Regions from separate parts of the Homo sapiens genome. Here region 1 is linked to region 2. A link is a contact called in ENCODE Hi-C data. All regions are on one chromosome and are shown on one strand. Each heading gives the region's core, a stretch centred on a gene start or an enhancer-like site at or near the end of the contact. The rest is flanking DNA. Distances are from core to core; before and after follow the strand shown. Region 1 holds the start of TMEM38B (transmembrane protein 38B). Region 2 has its middle 21 kb from the start of CAVIN4.

The links. A loop is a pair of places that touch in the nucleus more often than their neighbours do. Pooled maps may share reads with other maps.
Region 1: a loop to region 2 is called in a map of CD4-positive, alpha-beta memory T cell, with 9 times the contacts of the local background. The contact joins the promoter of TMEM38B here to the enhancer-like site in region 2. A Hi-C loop is called at or near these places in 2 of 168 maps with a recorded cell type or tissue (CD4-positive, alpha-beta memory T cell and naive thymus-derived CD4-positive, alpha-beta T cell) and 4 of 50 pooled maps.

The regions. Positions count from the first base shown.
Region 1 is chr9:105,691,520-105,698,718 of GRCh38, forward strand. TMEM38B (transmembrane protein 38B) reads left to right here and starts at 3,022. Exons shown (of 6, transcript NM_018112.3): 1 at 3,022-3,253. The coding sequence starts at 3,142. RefSeq lists a silencer at 2,856-3,125.
Region 2 is chr9:100,595,867-100,603,150 of GRCh38, forward strand. No RefSeq gene overlaps it. Among named protein-coding and RNA genes, the nearest start is that of CAVIN4, 21 kb to the left of the region's middle. RefSeq lists an enhancer at 2,881-3,175. Within about 2 kb of position 2,970, at least 17 of the 41 ENCODE cell types and tissues checked have a DNase peak (open chromatin) inside an H3K27ac peak, as active enhancers do.

The sequences.
Region 1 (7,199 bases), core at 1,772-4,271, 5.1 Mb after region 2:
GGTGGCTTACGCAGTAATCCCAGCACTTTGGGAGGCTGAGCAGGTGGATCACCTGAGTTCAGGAGTTCGACCAGCCTGGCTAGCCTGGCCAACATGGTAAAAACCCGTCTCTACTAAAAATACAAAAAATTAGCTGGGTGTGGTGGCAGGCACCTGTAATCCCAGCTACTCGGGAGGCTGAGGCAGGAGAATTGCTTGAACCTGGGAGGTAGAGGTTGCAGTGAGCCATGATTGTGCCACTGCACTCCAGCCTGGGCAACAAGAGCGAAACTCAGTCTCAAGTAAACAAACAAACAAACAAACAAAACAAAACGAAAAAACACCCCACAGAACTCATTTTTGGATATTAATACAATTAGACCAGTTTGGCTTCCTAATGAATAAGCTATACTTTGTAAATTGGATTCATTTTATCACCAATAATTATGTAATTTTGTATACTGCTTCCAAAAGTCAGGAAAACTTTGAATCTTCACATGTAATTCTCCCAAATCTTGCCTTTCCTTCTCACCAATTTAAAGGTAATTGGTAATTAAAATGCAATTGGTCCATTTAATGTAAAACTTCCTAATTGTGGACTCTAAGGTACTTTAAAAAGTTCAATAGCATGGTAATTTAAAGGTAAGAAGGAAAGGGGTCTTTCCATCCTCCATTTCCTCCTACAATGCTCATTTTAATAGACTAAATAACTCAACCACTGACCAGAAGCAAATACGGTGAGCGCATTTAAAATGTAGATGGAACTTGCCTTTTTTGTGAGATTAGGATTTAATTTCCCCTAGACCTTTATAAGGAAATTTCTTTAGGCTCTAGGCAGATAGGACCAAGCTTATTCTTACTGTTTTGAAATGCAACAATTTTCAAATTATCTTTAGAGTCTGAGATAATTAATTCCTTTCTATTGGAATTATTCTGTTTAAGCAAGTAAAGTGCTTGATTTACTTCCTTAAAAAAACCTCTGATGTTATTCATTTTGCCTTATTGATGTTAATAATGGATTTAATGGTACCCCAGAATAATACTGGTATAGACACACAATTCAGTAGTGTCTTAAAGATTACATCATATATTTTTTTAAGTCCAAAGACTAACCATATATTTTGCAAAATTTAAGACTGTTAAAATGTAAAATATTTAAAGAAATAATATCCAGGCTGGGTGTGAGTGGCTCACGCCTGTAATCCCAGCACTTTGGGAGGCCAAGGCGGGCGGATCATGAGGTCAGGAGTTCCAAACCATCCTGGCCAACATGGTGAAACCCCGTCTGTACTAAAAATACAAAAAAAACGTGGTGGCACGTGCCTTTAATCCCAGCTACTCGGGAGGCTGAGGCAGGAGAATCGCTTGAATCAGCGAGTTGGGGGTTGCAGTGAGCCGAGATCGCGCCACTGCACTCGTCTGGCAACAGAGCAAGATTACATATCAAAAAAAAAAAAAAAAAAAAAAAAAAAAAACAAGAAAAGAAAAAAAAGAAGTAATATCCAAACTCTGAGCCTAAATTCGCAAAACTAAAATTCCAAAAATAAGCGAATGTGTAAAAAGTATGGAAAGAACAGACTTAAACAGGAAAGTATAAATATTCACAGGTGGTTTTTTTCCCCTTAGTTTTGCTAGAAAGTGTGCTACAGGTCTAAAGACTTTTCTCTACGGGAAGTGCTTGCTTAGAAAACCACACGTGAAAAGTATTTGAACAAGTCTATTCTTTCTTGATAAGTAATGAAGTGTAGAGATTTACTACAATTTTCCTACGTTTTAAACACTTAGTGTTTAGGGCAGTATTTCTGACATCCAGCAAAATGCTGGTTACATAGTAGGCACGCAAAAAACATTTTGTTAAATGAATTAAAATTAATGAATACATATTCAGATAAAAAAAATTCTCCTTTTGCAGTGCATACACCCGTGAAGCTGTCACCTACCTAGCAGCTAATCACGTTTCTCCAATTTCCTGGTGCCAGCATAATCTGTTCACACATCAAATAAGTGTGCCAAGCTAGTTTTTTTTCTTACCCAAACCTATTCCTTCTTGTTTCCTATTTATCAGAATGCAACCACAATCCTCCTACTCACCCGTTCCTCATTTTATTTGACAAATGCTTCCTTTCCCGCCTGTACAGACTGACACTCACTGACGATATTCTGCTTCTACCCATGTTTCCCACAATTGGTCTCAATTTCTGCTGCCACAGCCTCCACTACCTTTTGCTTGGACCAGTGAATACCCTCTGATTTTCCGTTGTCAGTCGCTTCTCATCAATCTATTCTTAATCTTGTTGCTTCGTTGCACCTCTACTCCCTCACCTTCCACCAAACAACCCAGTTAGCGTAGAGATTAGGAGAAGAGATTCTGGCTCTGAGCTTAACATAGTGATTGATCAAGAATTTAACCTCTGGAGCCAAACTGCCTGGCTTTGTCTGCCATTCGAGGACTTTTCCCAACCTCATTTCTCACTTTGTAGTCAACCCAAAACACCTCCCTCCATCTCCCACCTAGCTTGTGTTTCTCACTTAACTTTTAAAGTCCAGCTCACATGTCACTTTACTCACTTCCCAGAATTGTAATCTTCGTTTCGAACTGCTCTCGCACGGCAGCTATACTTCTCAGTACCTGCTTTTGTACCATTATGTGCGTTTTTTCTCTTTTTATAAAAAATCTCTTTCAGGGAACGCATAGTTCTTGAGGTCAGGATATTATTGTTTTATTTTTATATCTCCAGTAAGTCACAGTGTGACTTGCACTGTGGTTGCTCGATAAATGTTAGGTGAATGACATCAATTTACAGAAATAAATCCAACTCTGAGCGTCTCCCCTTGAGGACCGTGTTTTGTTCATCTGCACGCTCTCCAGGTCCTGCACTGCGCCCAGGACCAAGAAGACGCTGGACCCTTACTAGGAGAACCGAGGCAAGAGCCGGCTGGAGCCGCGGGGAACCCGCTCGCCCCGCCCACCCGCCTAGCGCCGGTGAGCCTGCGGCTCCCGCGAAGCGCGGCCCCGCCCCCTCGGCGCCAGGGCGCACGCGCGGAGCTGGAGCCGGCGCGGAGGAGCGGGCGGCCGCGGCTGTGCCCTCTCCTACTCCTCACCGCGCGAGCGCGGGGAACCAGTAGCCGCGGCTGCTTCGGTTGCCGCGGTCGGTGGTCGTTATGGATTCTCCATGGGACGAGTTGGCTCTGGCCTTCTCCCGCACGTCCATGTTTCCCTTTTTTGACATCGCGCACTATCTAGTGTCAGTGATGGCGGTGAAACGTCAGCCGGGTGAGTGCGGGGCGCCGCGGGCCGGACCCCTCAGAGTGCTCCTGACGGCGAGGACCGTCTAAGTCGGGTGGGTCGGGTGGGTCGGGTGGGCGGCTGAGTGGCCGCTAGCCCAGACAGTTCGATGGTAGAGTTGGAGGGGCGCCAAGGGCCGGTTGGTCTGACTTACTGAGTGCAGATGGGGAAACAGCGTGGGGGAGGACGGAGGCTCTAGTACTCCTCAAAGGAGGCGTGACCTGGGGTCCGCGAGGCCGTAGCCTGGGCGAGCAGGGCCGACCTTGCCAACCGCCCGCAGAAGTCCCAGGACTGACAGAAGCTGCCGCAGCGTTTCGGAACCACAGATATCCGCGCCAGCCCAGGGCTTGGGCGGCCTCCTCGCGGTACCGCCACTCGCTCGCAGTGTCGCCACTCGCTCGCAGTGTCGCCACTCGCTCGCAGTGTTTGAAAGTCATGTGAGGAGACAGCAGGTTTCTGACTCAGTCTCTTGGAGTAATAGATGGTTGCGGACTACTCTCCAGTTATGAAAGTTGTACAAGCACTGAAACAAAAAGCCTCCTGTAGCCAGACCAGGATTCCCCTTCACGCAGTGTCCTAACACCCTGCCTAGCATGTGAGAAGCGAGTGCGTTCCCCTTTTCACAGTCACGACGGACACTGTACAAGCAAGAGTTACCTGGCGTAGTTTCACTATCTGCAGAATGGGGATATAGTCTTGAAACAGCATTTTGAGTTCTTTTAGCAATGCGATCAAGGGACAGTAGTTGTATTTTATTGGATTTTACACCAGGGTGCGTTTGCTCTAATACTGCTTTACTTTTGTAGTTATTCTACTGTGCTTTTAGTTGTATGGACCTCTTCTTTCTTTGAGGTCAGACATTTCTTTGCCTACTTTCTTTGTGTTCTTGCTGTCTTTCATCTGCCTTGCCCTACGGATAGTTGATGAGTGAGGTCTGGAGGATGATGCTGTATCTTTCTTATGGACTACTTACTGGTTTTAAAAAATCCTTAGACCTCAGAAATATTTTTCATTTATGTTGAAGTTTGTAGCTCAGTTTAAATCGTTGGTACAAATTTTGACCTGGATGAGGATGGTATTACTGCATTAAAGTAGAACACATTATCTGCATAAGATATTATTTCTTTGATTTGAAAAAAGTAAGTTTTGTTGCTACTACATGTTCAGAATTTGATTAAAAAAATTTTTTTTTGTATAGGCTGAATCAGATGTTCACATTGTGGTCCAGGGACCCATGGGATTCTCTGACACTGCCAGTTTAAAATTACTTTCGTAATAATATGCAGATGTTATCTTTTTCACTCTCATTTTTTCAGAAGTGTACAGTGGAGTTTTCCAGAGGCTACCTGAGTTGTGATACTGTAACAGAAGGAAGTAGATATGAGAATCTAACAGTTTTCTATTTGAAGCCAGACATTTGTTAGAATGTACACAGTGTGATTCTTCTCACTAAATGTTTTTTGTTTTGGAAAAGTTATTTTTCATAAAGAATACATTATCATTATTATTATTATTATTTTTGAGACGGAGTCTCTCTGTCGCCCAGGCTGAAGTGCAGTGGCGCGATCTCGGCTCAGTGCTGCAACCTGTGCCTCCTGGGTTTAAGCGATTCTCCTGCCTCAGCCTCCGGAGTAGCTGGGAGGCGCCTGCCACCAAGTTCGGCTAATTTTTGTATTTTTAGTAGTGGAGACGGGGTTTCGCCATGTTGGCCAGGCTTGAAGAATACATTATTTATGTTAACATTTAATACATTTACTTTTTAAAAAATGAAAACATGAAGAACAATTGTTGCATAGTGGACAGGTCTATGCAGTCCTATCCCCAAAGGCTGAGGAAGCTGAGAGGCTGAGGAATCCAGTTTCTTAGAAAGAAACCTTTAAAAGGGACTTAAGAACAGAAGCCATGTCTTGGGTGGCCCCAAGGAGATGGTGGATCACCCCATTACCCGACCCCCAACCCCCAACCAGAGATGTGTAGGACAGTTGCTTAAGAGCAGGATTTATGGTAAGTGAAATAGCGTCAAGGTTGTTTGACCTAAGGGCAAGATCGGTAAGTGTATACTTTTACACAAGGAACAGTAGATAAAATATAAATCTTAGAGGCAATCCCAGAACTGGGGTTAATCATAAGTCAACATGGCGGATGTTGGAGTTGCTTTAGCCGCCACAACTATTTAAAATTTTCTCAGTTATAATTTCTAAGATGCTAAGTATTGATACTTGTAGCCAACATAAACAAAACCTTTTGGGGTTGTCAAGAAATTTAAGTCCGATTTTTTAAAAGATGTAATTCACATAGAATCTGTTCACCATTTTTAATAAAAAGTTCTGTGTTTTTGGACAGACACATACAGTCATTCAACTACCATCACAATCAAGATACTGAACGGTTTCCTCACCCACCCTAAATTCCTTCCTGCACTTTTGTGTAAGCTGTCCCCTATCCTTGGCAAGCATTAATCTGTTTACTAATTTTTAGGGATGTAGAGGGCTCCTGAGATTCCATAATTTGAGAACCACGTGATTATTGAATACTTATATAGTATCATACAGTACCAGTACTTGTAAGGAGGTAAAAATGATGGAATTCAGACACAAGAGTGAACAGTGTACCTGTTTAGCCTTTTACCCGAAGTGTGTTAGACTGCCCATTTCCTTTGACAGTTCTATTATTGGTCTTCAATATCTTGCCATTCTGATGATCAGAAAGCAATTTTTCATTTATGTTTGTCATGGTACTGATGTGTTTGTGCCTCTTATTGGTCATTTGTATTTCATGTAAATTGCTTAATTTTTTTTTGTCCATTTTCTTATTGGGCTGTAGGTTATTGTCTTCTATTTACTGTCTTTGTGGATCATGGATATTCATTCTATTTATGTCTGTAGTCCTTTTTTCCCATAACTCTTGCTATCTTTAACTTTGTTTATATTGTCTTTTATTGCAGAAGTTTAAAAAATCTCATAATATTTTTACTTTTCCATGAAAAAATCTATTAATTTTTTTCTCCTATGTCACTATTGGGATTTGTGCATTTTAAGAAGGGGTTTCTCAGGCCTAAGGTTATAAAAATACTCGTCCTTGATCTTTTTTTAAAAAATTCTATAGTTCTATAAAAGTATAGGTTCGTAATCTATCTGCAGTATTTTTTGTTGTATAGATGTTCCTTTGCAAGTCTGGTCATGGCTGGATAGAACAGTTGGAACTCAATGATCTCAGCAGAGTATGCTCTATGCTCATTGAACTGGTTCTGCTCTAGACCTTTACTAAGATCATCCCACGTGCATAGACCTCTGGAATGTCCTTAGTTCTTGTTTGTTTTCTTTAGCGTCCCATTTTTTTTTTTTCTGTGAGCTACTGAAGTCCTTCCAATGAATTCTTTATGGCTTAAGTTTGTTGGTTTTTGCTGCTTGTAGCCAAGAACCCGGGTTCCATTTCTTTTTCTAGCCTCTTATATATTAAAGAGTGTTTTGTTGAATACTAATGATAGTGAGTGACTTTGTCTTACTCCTGATATTCCTGAATTTAATGAGAATGCTTTTAAAGTTTTCTCAAGAGTGATGTTTGCTATAGGTTTTTATGAGGGACACTTTAAGGAAGTTTTACTTTATTCCCAACTTTCTAGGATATCCCTATATCTTTACACCATCCTGGTGGAGAAGGTGACATATTTTATCAAGTGCTATTTTTTTTTCAAAATCTATTGAGATCATATTGTGTTTCCCATTTAAAAATGTAATGTAGTGAATTACATTATTACGTTTTTTAAAAAATGATGAATCATCCTTATATTCTTGGACTAAACTACTTGATACATTATTTTAATTCATTAGGGATTTTGATTTGGCAGTACTTCATGTAAAATTTTTGCATTTATGTTTATAATAGAAATGAGCCTATTAGGTTATTTTATTGTGTGACCCTCAGTTTGGGCCCA
Region 2 (7,284 bases), core at 1,720-4,219:
GGGGGAGGTTTAACATAGAAAATGACAAACTGGATGATTAGTAGAATACTATAGTGGATTTGCCTCTGTTTTTCTTTGGCTCTTATTCAGGTAAATTTACATTTATCTAGCATATATTAGCATGTATTAATTAGAACTGGGTTCAGCTGCCAGAGATTAGAGCATCAAAATCATGGGTTGGTAAGGAGGAGAAAAAGTATCAGGTGGGATGAGCCAGGAGAAAGTGTCCTGGTTCTAGTGGTGGCCCTCAAAAGGTAGCTGTGGTTTGTTGTATGGTGTTAAGGGTGTGTGTATTCCAAACCTGTGCTTGCATCAGGTTGGCATTGATTTACAAAGGGAGTCTACTGCGAAGGGCATGGTGGAATGAAGTTGAAGGCAGCATGGAGATACTGAAAGTTGTGAAGTTGAGTGTTTCCAAAAGCTTAGGTGGGGTATTTCAATGTACAATCAAGAGCTTTAGCTTTATAACTGGAAAATTGGCTTGTGTCTGCCATTTACTGACTGTGAGAACTTGGGCAAATTATATTATCTGAACCCAGTTTCTAAATAGTACCCACCTAAAGGTGTTATATTAAGCCAGATATTTTATGGAAAGCACTTAGCAAACTTAGCATTTAGTAAGCAGTCAAAAATAGGTGTTATTGTTTAGAGGGACTACAAGTAGCCTCTAGAGATAGAGAAGGAGGCTATTGTAATAGTGGTATCTGCATTGCATTTTTTTTTTTGCCCCTAGCATTTAACATTAACAGAATTTAACTTGAAACCATTTTGTAGATGTATATGATCCATTTTATCGACTTTGATTGTGGGCAGTTGCATATTCTGCTTAACTAAGACATAGCATTTTTACTACACAGAGATCACAATCATCCAGTGGCTTTCATAACTTTTAGGAAAAAAAGGCTCAAATATGAGCTCTGCAAGATCTGGCTCCTGCGTGCCTAACTTCATCCTCATCTCTTATTCTTCCTCCTCAGTTTCTGCATTCCAGAGACTGGCCTCTCAGGTCCTCCAATGCCTTATCCCACCTGTCTTAGGACCTTTGCATAGGCAATTCCATTTGCCTGTCCACACTCTTCCCACTCCCCTCCCAACCAACTAAGAATACACCTAGTTAACTTCTATTCATCTTTCAGATTCCATTGAAAATGATACTTCTTCAGGAAAGCTTTCCCTGCCTCTACGTCACTCCCTGACAGGGAAAGCCTCCCCTGTTACACAATAAGAACACTTATTGTAGTTTAAAAATATATATTTAGGTGGTTATTCACTCAGCTAGATTGTAAACCTCTTGAGCACTGGCACCGTGTCTGCTCAGCCCATTGCTCTGTCCCTGCCATGGTGCCTCAGATAGAGTAGTCTGAAAAGGGAGGGATTTTATTTGAAAGTTAAAATGTAGAAATAGATAAAACACTTGGTGACCGAGTATGAGGGATGTAGTGGGTTCTATGGTGACAATCACATTCCCTCTAAGACTTGGCACTCATCCCTCCAGATGCTGGGAGTTTTGACGGCTGATGGCTCTCGCCCAAGTCTGTCTCCAGGAATTGCCCTCAGCAGAGAAAGCCACCTCACCCAAGGTCATGCCCCCTCCTGAGAGCAGCCCACATTGAGTGACGGGTTGACTGAGGGATATGTGTGTGGCTTCTGGCTTCAGCGTGGAACAGCTCTGAAGGACCTTCCTGGGTCCAGAGCTTGCCATAGCATTGGCTGAGGCCCCGGTTTAAACCTCACTAAGTGTTCAACTCCTTGTCTCTGTCCTTCATCCTTCAGCCCTCACAGGTGCTGTTCATGAGAGCATCACTCAATAAGCCACCTACAATATCTCTGAGTCTGTTTCCTAGGGAAGCCAGCCCACAGCTGGGCATGATGGAGAGGGAGGAGTCTAAGGTGGCTCCTGGATTTCTGGCTTGAGACAGCACATGATGTTATCCAGTGAGAAGAGGGACAAAGAAGAAAGTGTACAGAAGTTGAAGCAGGTTTGCTGGAAAAGATATGTTTTGGGGGTGCTAAGTCTGAGGTGCCTGTGGGATAGCCAGGAGTTTGAAGCTCAGAGGAAAGATCTAGACTAGAGGTACAGATTTGGGAGTCATCAGCAAGGCAAAAACAATGGCATTAAGGAGATCTTCACCCCATAAAAGTGTGGAGTGTGAAAAAAAAACAACTAACCAGGAAGCATGTGTGTGGGAGCCAACAGAAATGGGCAGGGGAAGGAAGACACACTTCTGGCAAATATAGTGATCAGAGAGTTTGGAAAACCGGGAGTGTGAGCATTGTGGATGACAGAGGGATTTGCAGCAGTTTCAGATAGATGTGTCAGGAGCTGCAGAGAGAGCAGCATGGAAAAGTGTTCATTGGGGTGCATGACAAGGTCGCTGAGGACCTTGCTGAGAGCAGTTTGAGTGGAGTGGGTAGAAGCAGCCAGATTCCAGTGAGTTGGGGAGATGGGGTGGGAGGAGAAGAGACAAATGTGATAACCTTTGATAACGCTCATGAGATGGGGACAGGAGAGGTAGGTAGGGACAGAGCACAGAAAACAGGAGGGTATTTGTAAATGATGGGGGAGATGAGCTGAAGGAGAAGGCCCAGCCAAGAAGGGGTAAAGCGAAGGCCGCAGGTGTGGCAACTGGTTAAAATTCTTGAGCAGGTGGAAGAAGACTGAGCAAACAAAATTAATCCTGGAGAGGAAGAACCAAATCTCAGGCGCCAGAAGTGACGGAAGCAGGTAACAACAGCCACAATTTATTATGCTCTTTATTTAAGGCAAGGAACTTTAAGTACTTTAACCCTCACAACAAATCTACTCTCGAATACCACGCACCTGGCCGGAGCTGGTGGGGCTGCGGAGGCCTGGCCTCTCTCCCTGGAGCCCCGCCCAGTCCCCAGGTAGGCGGGGGAGCGTACGCTTCCGGCAGGACAGGGTGGTTCCAGAACCCACCGCTCGCTCTCTTGAAACCGGCTCCGCGGGCAGGAGGAGGGAATTTTGCATTTCCCGCAGTAAGCGCGCCGGGGCCGGGGAGGAGCCACATGAAAAGCGCTAATGGCGTAACGCATGCGCGCCGCGGAGAGCCGGTGCAGAGCCGGCGCAGGCGCCGAGGTCTGCGGGGCGGGTGTTCTCTTCCCGTCTCCGTCAGCATCCAGGTTCAGCGCCCGGCTTGAGTCCGGTTTGTTTTGTAGGAATTCCTGTTAATTCCTGTCGCAGTCTAGCCGTCTACCAATAGGAAATTTGTTAAAATATAGTGATGTACATATGATGGGCTATTTTCGCAGCTCCACTCACGCAAACCAGAAATGTAAATTATTCCCTTGTCTTGGTCTCCTTATAGTTGAAAAATTATTCTCTCCTGGCACTGTTTTATTTATGGCTGGCGACTGAGCTGTTTAAGCTTTGCAGTTTCTGTCTCGTTGGTTGAATTAGACTTACGAACAAATTGTCCATATGATGACAAGAGGGCAATGATGACTGAGTTTTTCCTGGGCCAAGCGGGTCAGTGGTAGGGAGTTGGCTACTTGGAAAAAAATTCTCCTTAAGACACTTCCTCTCGAAGGTGAGAGCTCAGCAGAAGGGGATTGGGGCCTCACTGTCAGATGCGTAAGTTGAGGGGGTTGTCGTCAGGAGTCCGCTGGAGGGGAGGCATTGCTTGAGGAAACTTTGAAAGGGCTCCACAAGAAAAAAAAAATCAGCCTTCAGAATTTGCCACACCTGAAAGGCACCATTGTGCCTCCAGATTTCTTGGATGGGAATCAAACAGCAGTGCACTGCATCCCTTGGACTGCAAGCTCCCTGAGTGGTCCCTCAGAGGCCCTCTTTGGTAAGCTTGAGGTTAGAAGCAGGCCCCTCACACCACCTCCTTTGGTTGCGGGTTCAGCAGATCTCTCCAAAGGATCCTCACTTGACCTCTCTTCCCATCTCTATTCTTTGACCTCATATCTTCTTTATGGACAGATAATGAATTCAAGGTTTTAGCCAAGTCCTGCTTTGCAAATCCACCAGGATGGTCTGTTTCACTACTGATTCTGAGATATGGATTCACACTTCCAAATGAGAAGAATTTTAGTTTGGTACTGCAGCATTATGCAAACCAACCTACAAGCAGGCAACACTTTCATGGAACAAAAGAGCTTACTCAACTCTTAGAAACCACGACTACCCCTACATTCAGATTTGTCGAAATCCTGGTTCCACCAACCAGCAGAACTCAATTCTAAGCGATTCTTTCTCAGCACACTTCCTATGTGTGCCATTATATTGAGAGAGCTGAATTCAGAGGAGTATCAGGAGAGGGAAACTGTTCTTTTCCCACTGACCATCTCAGGCATATTCTTACAACTTCTTTCGTCACTCTCAGATAATAAAAATTTTTCTAGTTACTTTTAGACCCAAAGTAATCTTATTTGAGTTATGAAAATTCCAGTCCAATATCAAAATCATATAACAACTTTCTCTATCCAATTGTAAACTCTCCACCTTCAGTGAAGTCTTAAAAAAAATTAAACCATGCCAAAGGGTTTATTTAAAAAGCAATCGTCAGTAGTCATTTGCCCTACTTCTGTCTCCAGCCACGGTTCCACTGCCTAGAGGAAGCCATTCTAAACGCTTATTTTTGTGTTTAGTAAATTATAGTTGTTGATAAATTTACGTTAACCCTGGCTTCTCAGTAGGAGCTCAGGTTCTGCCACTTGGCGATTTAATGTTTGGGAGACGTGAGAGATGACTCAGAGACATGCTGTGACATTTCATCTCCTCACCTGGACTCCCCTCCACCCATTTTCTTGAGATAGCAGGTAGCTCGAAGGCCTGTATGAAGCCCCAAAAGGCCAGGATTGCTGGCTGTCAGCCAAAAGGCCTTATCACAAGCCATGCTCGCTGTTGTCTAGTAATTTTTTAGATCCAAAGGCCTGCCCTTGTGGGCCTGGCTTTGACAGTGTTTGTTTGCATGGATTAGGGAGTGGCTTTTGTTGGAACTGATGTTCTTGTTAAGCCTGGCAAGTCTGTCTCTTGGGAGCAACACTACTCCTTTGCCTTTTGTATACAAAGAATGGACTCCACACAGCTGGTGCTGCCAATCTCTTGTCTTACGACCCGTGTATGACAGCTGACTCTCCTTGGTCTCTTAGCCATACTTTTCGAGGCAGCTCTTCTGCAAGGTCAGTGAGCACAGGGACATAAGCCATGCTATTTGGTGTCCTTCCCATAATCCATTGGGAACTTGCTCATGTATTTGCTCCAGAACCTATAGGTTATTATCTCCTTTTCTTCCCTCTCCTGGGCTACTTAAGCACCCCCTAAGTGGTTTATTTGCATCCACTTTTACTCTTCTTCTAGAAAGCTCTCCATATAAGAGGCCAATGTTTACTGGTTATCAATTTATGGCCCCTCAGTTTCAAATCCACTCTGCATTGCCTTCTTTGGCTGGGCCCTTTAAATATGTTTCCTTTGCCACCTGGCATGTTGCTAAGCTTTGTCAGCAGAGGGCACTGGAGAGACACTGGAGGAGGAAGGAGTTTTCTCTCCTAGTTGGGCTGTATGGCTCTCTGGCTCTCTGCAGCCTCCTGCAGTGTGCATAGATTTCCCAGGGCCCACCTCCTGTGGGCAGCTTCACAGGTGCCAGGCTCCTAAGCCCAGCTCCTGTAGTGCATCATGGCCAGCAGCACCCAGTGGCCAGAAGCTTCCTGTGGCATGCTCTTGGGCAGTTTCATTATGGAGTGTCTCTGGAGAGTTACCTCCTTTTGAATGGCTTTCCCTGGTACCCTAGAGGGTGCATTTTTCAGTAAGTTCCACCACTGAGACTTCTGTGTTGTCCAGTAAGCCACGGCCATGGCGTCTCCAACAAGCTCCAGATCTCAGTAGGAGGCTCCTCCTCGGTTAGTGGCAGTTCCTTGTATCGGCTATGCTTGGAATTCTTTCTCTCTCTTGTCTCCAGTTTTCTTTATTTCCCACAGACCATCCCTTGTGACTCCAATTTCCTGTTAAAAAGCTAATAATCTTTGATGTTAAATTTTCCCTGTTCAAATTGCTGCATAGTTTCTGTTTCCTGATTGGACCCTGACTGATACAGGGTGTGATCTTTTTTGAAATGTAAACCTGATTCTGTCACTCTGCCTTGCATAAACTGTTTTATAGGTTCACTCTGATTATGGGATAAATAAAAAACACCTCCTTTTATGCCTTCTGAGGCCCTGCACCATCTGGCCCCTCTTTACCTCCTGGCCTTATCTCATACCAGAGTCCCCCCTAGCTTTTCTCCACCACATGGTTTTTACAGTTACTGCTTCTCTCTCTGGAGTCATCTTCTCTCACTTGTTCACCTGGCAAATCCCTACTCATCTCAGACCTCAGTTGAATCGTCTTATTCTCAGGGATGTCTTCTCCACCTTTCCTGCCTAGGCTGAATCCACTTTATCCACTTTCCAAGCATGATGGACAGCTCCTTCAGACCATTTTTCACAGCTGTAATTTTATATATGTTCGTGTAATTTTTCGGATTAATATCTATCTTTTCTTCTACAGTTGTAAGCTCCCTGAGGGCAAGGGACTATTGCTTTCTTGCCTCCCTGTAGAGCCCCTGTGTCTAGCATATGTTACAAAGAGCCTGTTACAAAGCAGGTATTCCAGCTTGTTCCAGTCTTGGTCCAGTGATTTTCCTGTCCATATTCCAATTTGCCACAAGATGGCAGGCTAAGCTACTCTGGTACTTGATATCCTTTGAGAAAGAAGTGGCACTTCAGGTTAAAATGCCTTTGAGTCGGGAGATCTCTTTGAAGTGAGTGTGATTGAGTCACTTAATACAGAAGACTTCTCTGAAAACATCCTCTGCATCTTCACTTCTTCACTGACCCAGAGGAACTGTATGGAATACTGTCAAGCAAGACAGCTTCTCTTCTGCTTGCTTGAGAGGCTACTGCATGATTTAGGAAACAGTTTTAGGGAAAGCACAAGAACCCTGTGCTCTGAAAATAGGGACACATAGGGAATATAATATTCACTGCTCTTTGTCTCACACTTTGTTTTGTCACTTTGTGACACTTTGTGTCACACACAGTTTTTGAACTGTGAGTTCTAAAAGAAAGGCCTAGAGAAAGAGGTCAGCAAACAATGGCCCTAGGGCTAAATTTCTCTCTCTACCTGCTTTTGTGAATGAAGTTTAATCGGCGCACAGCCATGCCCATTTGTTGGCATATCTTAAGTCTTTTGCACAACTATGAATAATTATTGTTACCAGAAAGGGGTCCCAATCCAGGCCCCAAGAGAGGATTCTTGGATCTCATGCAGGAAAGAATTCC